Linked DNA regions of Homo sapiens: region 1 is linked to region 2. Evidence: chromatin loops called from intact Hi-C (ENCODE). Cell type or tissue: heart right ventricle. All regions are shown on one strand. Links, peaks and the distances in the headings refer to the core of each region. The heading gives the core; the rest is flanking DNA.

What was found. Hi-C counts contacts between places; a loop is a spot of excess contacts. Peaks named below come from ENCODE experiments on the same cell type or tissue, not always from the same donor. Only the 100,000 strongest peaks of a DNase experiment are listed, where the experiment ranks them.
Region 1: it touches region 2 in a loop (2.3-fold over the local background); 13 of 110 quality-filtered maps call a loop at or near these places.

The regions. Positions count from the first base shown.
Region 1 is chr9:68,686,183-68,694,525 of GRCh38, forward strand. No RefSeq gene overlaps it. Among named protein-coding and RNA genes, the nearest start is that of PIP5K1B, 15 kb to the right of the region's middle. In heart right ventricle, for the core only: no CTCF peak of the experiment used is centred there; a DNase peak (open chromatin) is centred at 4,052; H3K27ac peaks cover 1,723 bases.
Region 2 is chr9:68,631,304-68,639,646 of GRCh38, forward strand. TMEM252-DT (TMEM252 divergent transcript) reads left to right here. Exons shown (of 5, transcript NR_187592.1): 4 at 1,736-1,957. LOC105376071 (a long non-coding RNA gene) reads right to left here and starts at 3,700. Exons shown (of 3, transcript XR_929902.3): 1 at 3,466-3,700; 2 at 3,158-3,379. RefSeq lists a silencer at 7,883-7,972. In heart right ventricle, for the core only: no CTCF peak of the experiment used is centred there; no DNase peak of the experiment used is centred there.

The DNA.
Region 1 (8,343 bases), core at 172-8,171, 55 kb after region 2:
AGAGAGGCTCACCTTCAAAAGTGCATTGATGGGCCAGATGCAGTGGCTCACACCTGTAGTCCCAGCACTTTGGGAGGCCGAGGTGGGCTGGTCTCTTGAGGCTGGGAGTTCAAGACCAGCCTGGCCAACATGGTGAAACCCTGTCTCTACTAAAAATACAAAAATTAGCCATGCTTGGTGGCACATGCCTGTAATCCCAGCTACTACTTGGGAGGCTAAGGCACGTGAATCACTTGAGCCCAGAAGGCAGAGGTTGCAGTGAGCCAAGATCACACCATTGTACTCCAGCCTGGCCAACAGAGTGAGACTCTGTCAAAAACAAAAAAAGAAAAATGAAAAAAAGTACATTATTGGAATGGCTCTAACAGTCCTATAAACAAAATTTTGAGAAAGGAAATGGATTTTACAAGAATGCAGTTAGGGTTCTCTGTTACATTTAGTGACAAATATTGTTATTGTTTTCAGCATATAGCTTAGATAGTAGGTGCTAGCTGACTGGCTGGCTGAGTGAGTGAATAAACTTGGCATGAGTTGGGAGGCAGGCTGGTATCATCCAAGGCAGCTGTACTTTAGAGGCAGACAGGCTTTGCCACACTGGGATTCTCGGACCCTCTGCTTTTGCATCTGTAATGCCAGAACAATGATATCTCTCTGGGAGGGTGGACTGAAGATTGGAGATAATGCATGGAAGCATCTGGCTAACTAATTAGCATGGATAATTTGATTGCTTTTTGATGGATAATTGATGGATAATTTGATTGATTTTTATTATCATCATCTCAGGCTCCTTACTTGGCTCCTTGGGCTGTCATCCATCCCCTAAATCGCCCAATTGGGGCTTCATCCTGCCCCCTCCTGTCGCCATCTGGTCATTCATCTGCTAGGCTGAGTGGTTTCACTCATCACCACCAATCCCTGCCGACCCTTCACCCCAGCCTGCAAAGCCACTTCCATCCTTCAGACCCTCCAACTTCCCTACCATTCCTCCAAGTAATCCAGATTTTGGGATAGTTCCTTCCTGTCTAGCACTCTTTTGTCTTCTTTCTTTGCCTTCTCATCTCTCAACTATAGGTGATATTTGTGAGGTAGTAAAAATATAAAAATCAGCTGGATGTGGTGGCGCCTATAATCCCATCTACTCGGGAGGCTGAGGTGGGAGGATCACTTGAACCTAGGAGGCAGAGGTTGCAGTCAGTCAAGACCGTGCCACTGCACTGCAGCCTGGGTGACAGAATGAGACTCTGTTTGAAAACAACAACGACAACAACAACAAAAAAGAAAACAGAGGAACAAATTTGAGAACTCACGGTGCCTGATTTCAAGAATTACTATAAAGCCACAGAAATCAAGACAGTGTGATACTGAGAAAAATATAACATATAGATTAATAAAACAGAACAGAGAGCCCAGAAATTGACCCACACATAGGTGGTTACTTGATTTTTGACAAAGATACGAATGAGGTAGAAAAATAAGTCTTTCAATAAATGGTATTGGAACAACTGGACATTCATATGCTAAAAAAAGAGAACTTCAACTTATATCCTGTATTGTATAATACAAAATAGTTAACAGTTAACTAAAAATGCATCGTAGACTATCATAGGCCTAAATGCAAGAAGTTTCAACCATAAAAATTCTAGAAGATACCATAGAAAAAAAATGTGCAAAGATTTAAGCAAATACTTAAATCTTTGGCTTAAGCAAAGTTTTCTTAGATATGTCACTAGAAATATGATTTATAAAAGCACACACTGATAAATTTAGCTTTATAAAAATTTAAAATTTCTGCTCTGCAAAAGACACTTCAGAAAATGAAAAGACAAGCTACAGACTGGTGGAAAATATTTGCAAATATTTTCCTACATAAATGACTTGTGTCCAACAAATGACTTGTATCCGTAATATATAAAGAGCCCACAAAGCTCAATAAGAGAATCCAATTTTTAAATGGCCAAAAGATTTGAACAGACACTTTATCAAAGAGGATATATATGGAGAAAAATACATAAAAAGATGCTTCTCATAATTATTCATTAGGAAAATGTAAGTTAAAACTATGATGAGATACAATTTTGTATCCACCAGATATATAAGTCTGACAATTCCAATGGTACAGAAGATGTGGAAACCGAAACTCTCAAGCACTGTTATTGATAGCAGTATAAATTGAAACAATTTCTTTAGCATGCAATTTGGCACTATCTAGTTAGGTTGAAGATTCACATAATCCATGACCCTGCAATTCTACTTCTAGATAGAGAATAATTCTTGCACATGTGCACAAAGAATGAATACAAGAATACTAGGTACAGCATTTTGTGGTAATGGAGGAACAATGTAGAAAATGTCCATGAACAGGAGAATAGACAAATTGTGGTATATTCATACAATGCATGCTACACAGCAAGGGTTAGCAAACTATAGCCCATGGGTCAAATCCAGCCCATTACCTATATGTATAAATAAACTTTTATTGAAACCCAGCCACACTTGTATTCACTGATGTATTGTCTGTATAACTGCTTTCGTGTTACAACAGCATTGTTCAATAGTTGCAAGAAACCATATGACACACAGAGCCTAAAATATTTAATGCCTGGCCTTTAATAAGAAAAGTTTGCTGACCCCTGATCCATAGCAAAACAAAAAAAGTAAATCACAGCCCAGGCAACATGGTGAGACCCCATCTCTAAAAATCATTAAAAAATTTTGCCAGGCATGGTAGTGGGAGCCTGTAGTCCCAGCTATTTGGGAGGCTGAGGCAGGAGAATCGCTTGAGCCCAGGAGGTCAAGGCTGTAATGAGCTATGATTATGCCACTGCCCTCCACCCTGATAAAGCAAGATTCTGTCTCTAAAGGAATGAATGAATGAATAAAATGACAAGTATATTGCATCAGTCAGAGCCCAACCAGAGAAAGAGAACTAGTGAGAGATATATATTAAGAGGTTTATTCCAAGGAACTGGCTTGTGTGTGATTGTGGAGGCTGGCTAGGCATGTCTGAAATCCATAGGGGAGACTGTCAGGAAGGGCAGGCTGGAACCATCAGTCCTAAGCTGAAGCTTGGTTCACAGGTGGGATCTCTTCTTCTCCAGGGAATCCTTGGCTATGCCTTTCAATTGCCTTTCTAATGCCTTTCAACCAATTGAATGAAGTCCATTCAGATTATCTAGGCTAATCTTCTTTACTTAAATCCAATTGATTACAGGCTTTAATCACACCTACAAAATACCTTCACAGAAACACCTAGTGTTTAACTGATTAACTGATCTAGCCACGCTGACATGTAAAACTAGCAAATGTATCCACATATATATCCACAAAGATAAATCTCATATATCCACAAAGATAAATCTCATAAATGTAATGCTGAACAACAATTAAAGTTGCAAAATCATACATAAGATAAGGTAACACTTATATAAAGGTTTAAAATGGGCAAAAAATTTAACAAAGTTTATGAATATATGGATATATAAAAACATGTAAAGGAATGATAAAGTTACTTTATGTTACTGAGTGCCACTGGGAAGGAAGGAAAGGAGTGAAATTGGGAGTAGTTTTACTGTATCTATAATATTCTGTTTGTTTGTTTGTTTGTTTGTTTTTAAAGGCAAGAGACTCCAAAGTAAATCAGGCATACAAAAATCTTATAAAACCTGGCCCTGATATTGTAATTGCTTATTGTATTATTGTTAATACTTGGGTGCGTGTGTGCAATCTTGCACAATCATTATTTTTTAAAAAGCATCATGATTAACCCCCTTTGCACAAGCCTAAAAAGTGGTGTTTATACTGGGTGGTCAACTTTGATTCAGAACTACACTGGATAGGACCAGACAGTAGAGGCTTCTTTTTTGTTTTCTAAATGCTAAACAACACTTTGGTGGATGCTCTGGGTTTTCTTTCATGGTCCAGTGTTTCAGGGAATGAACCTCACCTCCTGGGAGTTGAGCCTGGAAAATCACAGCATTCATCATGCTCCAGCCTGTGCCCAGTGGAGAGCACAGAGCAGGGTGAGTCATTCTTACTTGAGCCCCGACCTTGGCTGACCTTCGTAGTGCCAAGGTCTGGAGCCAAATGAAACTCCTGACTTAAGGAGCTAGAGATAAAGAGGCGGGTGGCTGGTCACATGGTACGTGGCCGCTGATGGAATGTGACTTGTCAGACCCCCCCCAGGGGGCTTTCAGTAGGGCCTGCATTTGTATTTATTATACCAAGAGACATAATGCTGAGAGTTCTTCCTGAAGAACGTCAGACTTCTGATTTAAGAAGTGGTTGTATACAGATCCAAAGGTTGTAATCTGCAACATGCCTGCAGAAATTTATCAACTGACATTTTTGTATGGCATGCCAACGTAAGTCTTTTTGCAAAAATTAAACTCTTTTAGGATTAAAAAGAACACATGCTATTTGTAAAAATTTGGAATATGTGAAAAGCTAGAGAGAAGAAAACAAACCTCTGAAGCTCACTACCCAACATTATCAGTGATTATCTTTTAGCCTTTTTTTCCCGGTGTCATACTTTTTTCTGTAGTTAATGTACCCTTTCAACAATGGTTATTGAGCACCCAGCAAGTACCAGGCTTTATTCTCGGTGCTAGAGATATGGAAATGTACAAAACAGCCAAGGTCCCTGCTCTTGGGGAGCTAATAAGAAAGAAGGGTAGACTAACCATTGAAAATCAGTATATAAATATACAAGATACATTTAGATACAAAATGGTATTATGGAAAAAATGATACCTAATAATACCGAAGACTTATAATGTGCTATTCTAAGCCTTTCACTCATGTGTATCAATACATTGAATAAAACTGATGTCTGTGTGTGTGTGTGTGTGTGTGTGTGTGTGTGTGTGTGTGTGTGTGTGTGTGTGTTAGAGGGAAGGTTAGGCTATTACAGGAAATCTTTCAATGCAATGATCAGGAATGTCCTATTGAAGAAGACAACGTAGGAACGAAGGTTTACTTAAAGGGAAAAAGATGGCCATGGAAGACCCAGATTGAGAGCCTTCCCAGCAAAGGGAACAGCAAGTTTAAATACCTTGAGCATAAAATAGTTTGGCATGTTCATGAAACAGAAAAAAGTATGTCTGGGACTTCAAGGAACAAAAGGCAGAAAGGTCTGCAATGAAACCAAAGATTGTCCTTTTTGGGTTCTCCAGGGAACTCTTGAGAGCAGCAGAAAAAGGCATTTTTTTTTTCCAGTGGTTTCATTCTCTTCTTATCCCACCCACTACTTTCACACTCTCATTTCTGTATGAGGAAAGGGCTGAGCTTTTGTTGCAGCTGCTACTCTTGGAACAGTTGAGACCATTAACTCACATCTCCTGCACCTGACATGCCAGCATCCTACAGGCAGAATTTAAAGCTTCGGGGTCCTCTTTGCTAAAATGCTACCCACACTTAAGTCCACACAAAGTTGAAGGCAGCTTTGCAATTGAGTTTTACCAACAATCTTAGGACCCACATTATTAATTGCTACACAGCAACCACTCCTCACTCAGCACTTCTTCCTCAGCTGAGAGGCTTCCCTCTACTGTAAAGGCTAATGATGCCAAATATTTTTTTCTCCTCCCTTGCTTCCAGATGACCAAACTCAGAGTTGTGTCTTGGCCCTTAGATTTGCTACCTAAAGCCCACAGCGTGGCTGTCTCAGTTTCCTGACTATCATTCCCTACAATCTGGATTTTGCAGCTTGAATGTTAATAGGGTAATTCATTGCAGCCCTTTGTTCTCTCTATTGCCTGTAAAATGGTGGTCATAAGCCTCAATACACATAATCTTTAAAACAACTCAATAAGGCAGGACCATTCATGTCCCCACTTTACAGACTAATAAACTAAGGCACAAAAAATTATGTACTAGAGGTCATGTAGCTGGAAAGTGGAGGAGCTAGCGTTGGAATCCAGGCAGAGGCTTCTAACCACTATGCCGCACACAGAGAAATTATTTAAAAGACATTTTAAAATTGTTTTTAATGAACACACAGTAATTATACACATTTATGCGGTACAGTGTGATATTTTGATACCTGTATACAATGTGTAATGTAGAAAGACATTTATGCAACCCCCTTTGGTTGAATATTGTCCAGGAACAGATTATTGGTTTGTTTGTAAGTCTAGAAATCAATTAACTCAATTAGCAAACAATGATGAACCATCTACAGTGTGTGCTGGGCTAAACCGTGGGATACAAAGTTGGGCAACATGACATTGAAGATGATGATAACTGGTGTGCTGAGAGCTTACTGTGCAACAGCCCCTGACCCAGGTGCTATGGATATAATGGGGAGCATCATAGTCCAGGTGAATTTCATCACAGACCTCAATCTTGTAGGAGAGAATCAACCGTGAACCAAGCGCTATAATGGGAATTGTTTAGAGTTGTGCGGTCCAGTCCGGGCATCACCAGCCACATGGGACTATTTAAAAGCAATTAAAATTAAATAATACTTACACATCAGTCCCTCGGTCACATTAACCACATTTCAAGTGCACATGTGGCTCGTGGCTACCTATAAATAGCACAGATTATGGAACAATATTCTTGCTGAACGTTCTGTTGGATGGCACTGGTTTAGAGTGTTTGGAAGCACAGAGAGACATTTCTCATTTAAACTTGGAGGTGAGGAGAGGTGTCAAGAAAGGGATCCTGAACAAAGTAATGTTTAAGCTGACACGTGAAGAATGACTAGTTTTAATCCTTACTAGAGTTCTGTGAAATATTTTGTATCTCTACTTAATGAATGAGAAAATGGTCTCCAGGAAGTTGAGAAACTTGCCTGAAGTTGCAAGAAAAGGGTGAGAGAGAATATTTGATTCCCAAATCCATGCTTGAAACACTAACAGTCACTAAAGCAACCATGGACAAAAGAGATCTCTTTTGAAAGAAACAGGTAGCAACTTCACAAATAATTGTTTGAAGACTTTGTGCTGTATTTTAAAGCACTCTGTTAAGTATTAATGTAATATGAAGTTTCCAAAAACAATTTAAAAAACACAGGGCTTCTCACCACATGGAGTCTGCCATTTCACGGAGAGATAGACAGGTGTCTATGAAATGTTGGCAGAACAAGTGAATTCTAAGTGCTATAGGAATTACAGGAGGTGGTAATGTCTTCCTGTGAAGACTTCCTGGAACAGGGAGGAATTAAGAGGGGTCTTAAAACTGTGTAGAATGGGCATATCAGAGCATTGCAGGCAGGAGGAAAGTTTGTTGGAAGGCTCAGGATGGGGGCCTGCAAGATCAGTGCTGAGAATGGGAATAATACCTTAGTCTTACGTTGGGGGTTTGTTCAGATGAGACAACTCAGTCTTTTCTGCAGGCATGGGCTTTCAACACAAATTCTTCTTGAACAATATTTATGGGTGTGTCTATAAATATTGGTTCAGGGGCAGGGCAGAGACATCACTATTTCCCCTTCAGGGAATTTCCCTCAGAGAGCATTATTGACATCACAACAGAATTCGTGGCTTCCCAGAGGAAAAGTCTTCAGGAACTCACAAGAGAGATTTTCGGGGCAACCCTTCTTTGCTTTCAGCGTGTGTTTAACAGTTCTTCCCCTTTCTCTCATACCTTTCTTCAAACCTGCAAATGAATCCCAGTGCTAGAGAGTACAGAATTACTTGTGGGAATTTAAAATCAATACATTGTTATGCACTTAAGTTCATGGGAAAAATAATCTAATTAACAAATATCTGCACTGACTTGTGAGCTATGTGAATCTGACAAATTAATACTATACATGGCATTTTATATACTCGGTTTGCTGTTCACATACTATCTGTTGGGTTCTACTTTTTTGTCTTAACATTGTCTTATGTACAATTTTCTTGGCACATCAATATAGTCCAAATAAGACCACTTTTTAATGATAGTTTATAACAAAATCAGTCTTCAATTATTGGCTAGTAGATTTATTGCCTGATAGCATTTTAAAAATATCAGTGCAATGAATAGTTTTGTACAATCATTTTTTAATTACATATTTTTGTTTTTAGAGCATATTCTCTAAAATGGGATGACTAGAACCTAGGTTTAATCATTGTATGCCTCTTGTTAGTTGTTCTCTAGGAAGATTATACCAATATTTACCTAGTGTATCTGTCCTCCCAAAGCCTTGTCAACACTGGATTTTGAATTATTACTTTGCTCTTGGTAATTTAAGGGACCTTACTTCGACTCTCTGTCTCAGTTGCTTTATCTGTGGATGTGGATAATGAGTTTTCAGGGTTGAGGATTGAATGAGATAGTGCAGGCAAAGCATCGGCACAAGGCACGGTATATAGTAAATAGGCCGCTAATGTCTATTCTTCCCTTGTAAGGAGTATG
Region 2 (8,343 bases), core at 217-8,216:
GTGGCCTCCATACCATGCCCTGTGCAAGAGACAGAGGCCCATCAAGAACTGAAATCTAGTTCTCCACCCCTTGAATCTGGGATGCATTGCAATTTGCTTTAGCCAGTAGAATGCAGGAACAGTGAAGTGTGTCAGCTCAGAGCCTCAACTTCTAGAGGGCTTGTGTGCTTCCAGTCTCTCTTGGAGCCACAAGAACAAAACTGGTGTCAGCTGCTGGAGGATAACAAACCACTTGGAGGAGAGCACAGGAGTCTCAGCCAACTCTCAGAAGTAGAACCACCTCATGCACACACAGCTGACCTCAGATACATGAAGAAGACGACCTTATATCACGAGCTAAATACATGTTCTAAGCCTCGAAGTTTGAAGTGGTTTGTTATGCAGCAATACCTAACTCATACTTGTATCAACTTCCACATCTTTCCAATAAATTCCTTTTTTGTGAATTTCTACAGCTACAAAGAACTCTATTAGACACTTTCCAACTAGTCTCTCATTCTTGTAACAGAATGTGATCATATCACACATGCTCTTTTGTAATCTACTTTATTTCACTTTGCAACTGATTTTGAGCATCTTTCCCAAACGATCAAATGTACACAGTTGAAGAAGGAAAATCTCCCAAATGCCACTTCTGAGCCTCTGCCCAAACCAAGTTTCATCATGACATTATGGCCACCAGCCAAAATGCCATTTGTAGGCAGGCCTAGCATGATCTGTTCTGTCCAGAAGGAAGTGCCTTTAGCTTGTTTCTCCATGAGATTATTGGACAGCACTGTGACTTTTCACAGCTTGATGACCAAGAAAAGGACACAGTCATGCCTGAGAGGTGCTTGAGAACATTAACCTTCCCAGGCACTGTTTACCTCTTTGGAGAAAGAAAGCAATAATTGCATTCAGAATGTTCTATTATTTTCAAACATATAAAACATATGGACAGCGAAGACAGAAAAAGAGATAGACATTCCCCATAATGATTTTATCTTCTGACCCAAAACTGAGTGATTGGAGCTCTCCAGTCCTTTTATTCCTGGTCATCCTATTTCCATTATCCTTTTTTTTTTTCCACCAAAAGGCAGCTTTAATTTGAGATATTATTTGTTTGGCAGAGTAGGGCAAGGGGAGGGTGCAATGCCAGCCCCATAACTCTAGTCTCTAGTCTCCACGCTAATGAAAATACATTAATATTTTCCAAGGAAATTAGTGTTTGTAAAATGGATCCCCTGCAACTGTGCACACATTTCTATTGGAAGGAATTTTCTGAATGCATGATCTGCTTTGATCCCTTCCAATAGGCACACAACTGTAGGTCTATTCTCACCTTGCTTGCTTTTCCTTTGGATTTGATTTTTTTGTTGATAACAATAATTCCTATGGCATTTATCTCATTTAATCCTCATCAAAACTGCATGAGGTAGATATTGTTATTATTCTCCTTGGAATAAATTGAGGCTTAGAGAAGGCAAGTAAATGGTGTGAAGTCTTGTAGCTAATAAATGACAGAGCTGCGATCCCACCCTTGTTTGTCAAACTCCCAAATCAGGATGTTTTACCGTGATGTTTTCATGTCCCAATTCTTACTGAATTTTAAATACAATAAAGACATAAAAAATAAATCACCAAAGTACAGGTTACTTTTTTTTAAAGTAGGAAACAATAAGTGGCCTTAATGAGTTTCCTTCCAATCCTAAAAGAGTATGATGTTGAAATCCCTGTCTCTTTTCTCCCTAGGCAGCGTCTTCAGACTTCCAAATAAGCCTGAAGAGGACAGGAGAGCGAGCAATGTCTCCCTGAATGGGACTACAGGGGACGCTGGTAACCGCACCTCATTCAGCAACTTGAGAAACATCAGCAATAATACTACAAGCAATCGCTTAGGTACTTGACTGTGAGCAGGAATATGAGACAAGTGGAACACACTGGCTCTCATTTTTTAAAGATGATTTCACCTTAAGAGGTAAATACTTACGGAAAACAATAAAGCACCTACAAGAAGAATTATGATACAGGTCAGCACTGTCCAACAGAACTTTCTGTCATCATGCAAATGTATTGTATCTGTGCTGTCCAAGATGTGACATATCCAATATATTACCCACCTATGGCTATGGAGCACATGAAATGTAGCTAGTATGATGGAGGAACTCATTTTTAAATTTTAATTATCTTTATTAGCTTAGTTAACTTTAATTAACTGAAATTAAAATTAAAATAGCCAAATGTGGCCAGTGGCTACCATATGGGATGGCACAGCTATAGATGGCCATAGAAGTATGGTGAAGTGGTCAGGGAAGTCCTCATCAAGAAAGTACATTTTGAGAAGCTTTTGAAGTGGGGTACAGAGGGAAGAAAATGCAACTGGATTGAGAAAGATGGGAGGAAATGAACAAAACACAAGGTTTGTTCTAGTAGAAGGCCTGGGGTTACAGATTCAAATGCCTACAGAAAGAATCATAAGGTGGGCCAGTAGGCCGGGCACGGTGGCTCATGCCTGTAATCCCAGCACTTTGGGAGGCCAAGGCGGCCGGATCACTTGAGATCAGGAGTTCAAGACCAGCCTGGCCAAAAGGATGAAGCTCCATCTCTACTAAAAATACAAATACTAGCCAGGTGTGGTGGCGCCTATAATCCCAGTACTCAGGAGGCTGAGGTGGGAGGATCACTTGAACCTAGGAGCCAGAAGTTGCAGTGAGCCAAGATCATGGCTTTGCACTCCAGCCTGGGTGACAGAGAGGATTGGTGGGGGTTATGGGGACCATGGAGATTAGAGACCCTACCCCCATGTAAAGTGTCAATCACTAGTCAGCTCCAGCCAGTTATTGCCATACAGAAATGTAGGCTCAATGTTGACTATCTTCTTATTTTTTGGAGGAAGTCAGAAACTCCAATTTTATGTTAAGTCACCTAATTTTAAGTCTTGGCCACAGTGTGTGCTAAACATTCTTAGCAGATGCTGTTGGTGCTCCACTCATATCCACTCAGCACTCCCCTCTGCAGGTGAGGCTGCCTAGTGTGACTGCCTTCAACTCTGCCTGAAGACACTGTGCACACACTTGACCTGCATTCAGCACATGTAGGAATGCTAAAACATTAATGCCCTTGGAAGCAGCTCTCAAACAATGAGAGGAAAGTATATAAATATGATAGATAGTCTTACCTTTCAGTTAGGATAGCTCTGAGATATGTCCTGTATTGCCTCCCAGAGTTTCCTTGTGTGACTGAGCTCCAGCTGCCACAGTACAAACTGGTAGATAATGTGCCATTCATTGGAATCCATCCCTTTTCCTTCTCACTCTCCCACTTGCCTGTATACTGATGTTTCCTGGGATCACCTCCCAATAAACTACTTGGACACCAATCCATATCTCAGAACCTGATCCTGGGAGGAACCCAAACAAAGACACTGTTGCAGCATACAAACTCAAATTCCAGTGGCGAACACAATGATGTTTCAATCTCACTCACATCACAGTCCAATGAGGGTCATTGTGGAGACTGTTCCACCATCCAGGGAGCCAGGCTCCTTTCATCATGTGGCTCTGCATCTTCTATGACACCTTCCTTCTCTGCATTCAGTTGCAGATGGGGACAGATAGAGAACGTGGAGGGCTGGGAGGAGGATTTTTACCATCAAGGCCTGGAAACAGTGACCAGCACTTCTGTTCATATCCATTGGCAGAACTCGTCATATGGTTCCTCCTACTTGCTGGGGACGCAGGGAAACGTAGTGCAGCTGTGCACCAACTGTAGAAGGAAATAGGTTTGCTGAACACATAGCAGTTTCAGCTGCTGCAACTTATTTATTTATTGAGACAGAGTCTCACTGTGTCACCCAGGCTGGAGTGCAGTGGCGTGATCTCAGTTCACTGCAACCTCTGCCTCCGGGGTTCAAATGATTCTCCTGTCTCAGCCTCCTGAGTAGCTGGGATTACAGGCATGTGCCACCACACCCGGCTAATTTTTGTATTTTTTTTAGTAGAGATGGGGTTTTCACCATGTTGGCCAGGCTGGTCTTGAACTCCTGGCCTCAAGTGATCTGCCTGCCTTGGCCTACCAAAGTGCTGGGATTACAGGCACGAGCCACTGCGCCTGGCCTGCAACTTATTTAGATTTTGTAAAAATACTGTCCGGGCCAAAGAAGCTATGCCTGTGGACCAAAGTCAGCTTGTGGAACACCAGTTTGGAAACTGTGGCCCAGATATTATTCCCTAGAGTTAAGGGAGAAAAATTTTGCTAGCAAGCCACCCAACAAGTTCTTAACTTGCACAGAAATAAGTGTGCCACATTTTATTCAATGTCCAAACACTGTACTGAGTGCTCCACGCACAGTGCTGCAGTGAGCAGCCTCTGGAGATGTGTGTGAAACATGCAGATATTGCATGACTATATGAAATTAATCTATATGAAATTTGAAATGACTTTATGAAAATTGAATCAATTCTCCACTGACTGAGTTTATAATTTCACAGGGAAAATGATCATTTCATTTCTGATAGTTCTTACATGAACAGTGGGTCCCTAATCAGATAGCTGTGACTTCCTTCATCCTCTGTCAAGTGATTGTCTCTCAGTAGGTCATGTCAATGTAGCCCCACTTCCACCTCATCTTCAGCTCTTCAGCCTCTCCCCCGATTCCCTACGCTCCAGCCCCACTGCTTGTTTCTCAAACTTGCCAAACTTTTTACACCTCCAGAATTTTGCAAATGCTGTTCCTTATTCCAGAAATGCATTCCTGCTCTCCTCTCTTCTCTTTGCTTCATTCTTTACCCAACTGGGTCCCTGGTATCTGCCAAGTCTTGGCATAAATATTCTTCCCTCATAGAAGCTTTGACTGACCACCCAAAACAAAGGGGCTTTTCTCCACCTACCATTATTCCCGCTCCTTCTATCTATCATGATTCAGAACCATATCTGCATGTTTCACACACATCTCCAGAGGCTGCTCACTGCAGCACTGTGCGTGGAGCACTCAGTACAGTGTTTGGACATTGTCAGAGCTCAAAGATATCTGTTGAATACATAAATGAATACCAAAAAAACTCCACTGCTTTAAAGAAGTTTGTGTGGATACCTTTTATAATTAAAATAACATCTCCCCATCTGTCTTGAAAGTTTAGTTAAACTTGATTAGGATTTAATGAAGAGAAATATTTATATATTGAATGCTACCTGAGGCAAAGAAATAAAATAAAATTCCTCTCTTTATCTCAGAAATCCCTGAACTTAGTCTCTTCTAAAACTAACCTAGATAAAACTCAGTGTGATCATTTATGTCAACAGGGGTGGAGAGACGAAAGCTCTTTGAAAAAGTGAAACTGATATTAAAATGCAAAATTTTAATTCCTAAAAGCATCATTGACCTAAATAATCTAACAAGTTGCTCAGGGAGAAAAAAATAGGAATCAGCTTTGATTTTTCCCCACCCCTTCCAATCTCTCTGCCATCCTTATGAGCTGTACTTCCAAACACAGCTCAGCTTCACCTCTTGCCTCTTCCCCTTTTGCCCAAGATTGTGTCAATCCAAGCTGCTGAATGCGTAATGAAGCTGTCTGTCTAAGAAGCACAGTTACTTGTTTAGTTAGAAATGTAATTTTTGTTTTGGGGTTTTATTTGGGAGGGATTTTTTGCCAAGTGGTAGAATTTGAAAGTGTTTTCCCTATAGGAGGCAGATTCGGAAGTCTGGCCTACGACTCTTTTGGAAGCTGAAACTAATTAAAATATTCATTTTTCGCCTCTGTAGCTAAGACCCGGCAGGGGAGATAGCATTTGTTTTATGAAGGTGTAACTATATCCACTAACCTCTTGTGTGCCACATTCGGCATCTGCCCCAAGGCTGCCACACCTGCTCAAACACCTGCCCAGTATGTGAGTATTTGGTAGAACAGTTTTTAATGGCTTACCTAAGGGCACCTAGGGTCACCCACCTTTACCTGAGGACAATAGAGTCTTGTTCCACATATTTATTACCTATACACTCACCTCTGAGTGAAGTACTTTCCTGGTTTCACCTTCAGTGAGATCTGAAAAGCTATGCAAAAGACAAATAGAAAAAGAGAAAGAGAAAGAGAAGTTAAAAAATAGTTGTGTGTCATTAAAAAAAAAAAAAAAAATCACTGACCGGGCATGGTAGCTCACACCTGCAATGCCAGCACTTTGAGAGGCTGAGGCAGGCAGATCACAAGGTCAAGAGATTGAGACCAGCTTGGCAAACATGGTGAAACTCCATCTCTACTAAAAATACAAAAATTGGCTGGGCGCGGTGGCGCATGCCTGTAATCCCAGCTACTCAGGAGGCTGAGGTAGGAGAGTCGCTTGAACCCAGGAGGCAAAGGTTGTAGTGGACTGAGATCACGCTACTGCACTCCAGCCTGGTGACAGAGTGAGACTCTGTCTCAAAAAAAAAATCACAGAGGTTGAGAAAGATACGAGAATATGTTAAGTGTCCTCCGTGCTTCCAGAGTGTCTACAGAATCCTCAAAGAAGTGTAAAGCCATAAACCAAGACAGAGCCAATTTCAGCATTCACTGTTTTTGAATGGCAAAAACTAATAATGATGCTTCTTCTGAATACTCAGTATGTCCAAGGACAGGCTAGATGTTTTACTTACATTATCACATTACTTCTCCCTACTCTCTACCATAGGAGACAGTATGAATATTTATGAATATTTTGTTATATTTATTTAATATTCATTAAATATTTATGAATGCTTTGCAAATGAGGAAACTGGAGCTCCAAGAAGTCCAGTGACTTGGGAAGTAGTAATGCATGGGCTAAGAGCAGACTTGGAGGTCACATCATCTGTGCTGGGGTCCCAGCTCTGCTATTGACCAGCAGTGTGACTTTAGACAAATTACTTAATCTCACTAAGCCTCTGTTTTGTCACAAAAGGGCAGTGGTAATAGGTAATGACCCACCTTACTTGTGAAGATGCAATGACTTAACACACACCCAATGCCTGGCACATCATCTAACACATCACCTAGCACACAAGACATGCTGAACCAAGGTTTGCTATCATCCTCCTCAAAGATCACACACAGCTAGAGGGTTGAGAGCAAGGCTGCCAACCCTGGTTGTTTTATTCTGCTCATAAAGCTTCTGTATCTTCCACTTGCAAAAACTAAATTCAGAGAAAAATAATTGGAAATAGAAAAGGGTGGTCAAAGAGAACACCAGAACCAGAAGGAGGCGAAGACCAGTTCCTTCTGTATCTGGAACTTGCCCTATATGGGTCCTTTGCCTCCTATACCAGGCTCTGGAGGAAAATCTGTTTGGTGAGCTAAGAAGTATTTTTTTTTCTAATCAAGAGAAGTCTCTATAAGCCTTCTAGAATTCTCATCCTTGATGGTGAAAGAAATTACAATGTGCATATTCTATTGTTACAGGCCAACTCCCCATTTTCTTTCCCCCAAGACTGCCTTTTCCCACACCTTATTCCTCATTCTCCCACCTCTCCACTTCTTGACATTGGCCTGGTTCTTCAAGGGCCACCTGAAATCCCACCACCTCCCCAGTGAAGGTTTCCCCTTTCTCTGGAGGCTGAAACATTTATTTTTAGTTTAAACATTTAATTGGTTTTCCTGTTTCATAGGGACTAATACCCCCCAAATAGATGATGTACTTCCTTTGTGTACTCCACAGGGATTGATACTAAGTTTCAAACCCAGAAAGTTCTAAATAGATATGCACTTTGTATAAATTATTGTTGAGAACTGGACTGATTGTAGCATTTGTGAAACTCCCACCTGGTAATAGGGATGCAACTGAAAACTCGGCAGAGTTTTAAGCCTTGGTCCCCACCCTCAAGGTGCTTTCATCCGTAAAGAGAACAAAGCCCGACCAGGTGTGGTGGCTCACGCCTGTAATCCCAGCACTTTGGGAGGCTGAGGTGGGTGGATTATCTGAGGTCAGGAGTTTGAGACTAGCCTGACCAACATGGTGAAACCCCGTCTCTACTAAAAATACAAAATTAGCTGGGCGTGGTGGCGCATGACTGTAATCCCAGCTACTCGGGGGGCTGAGGCAGGAGAATTGCTTGAACCTGGGAGGCGGAGGTTGCAGTGAGCCAAGATCGCTCTATTGCACTCCAGCCTGGGCGACAGAGTGAAACACCGTCTCAACCAAAAAAAGAGAGAGAGAGAGAGAGAGGAAGAAAAAAAAAAAAAAGCCCACAGCCTGTTATAACAGGGAGGCACTGAGGCAGAAAAGTTAGCATTATGGGTTACTTAATTTCCCTTTTTTTTTCTTAACAGTAAAATGGGTATAACAGTCATACCTACTTCATGGAGACTTTGTCAGGTTTAAATCAGATAGTGCAGAGCCTAGCATATCCTAAGAGTT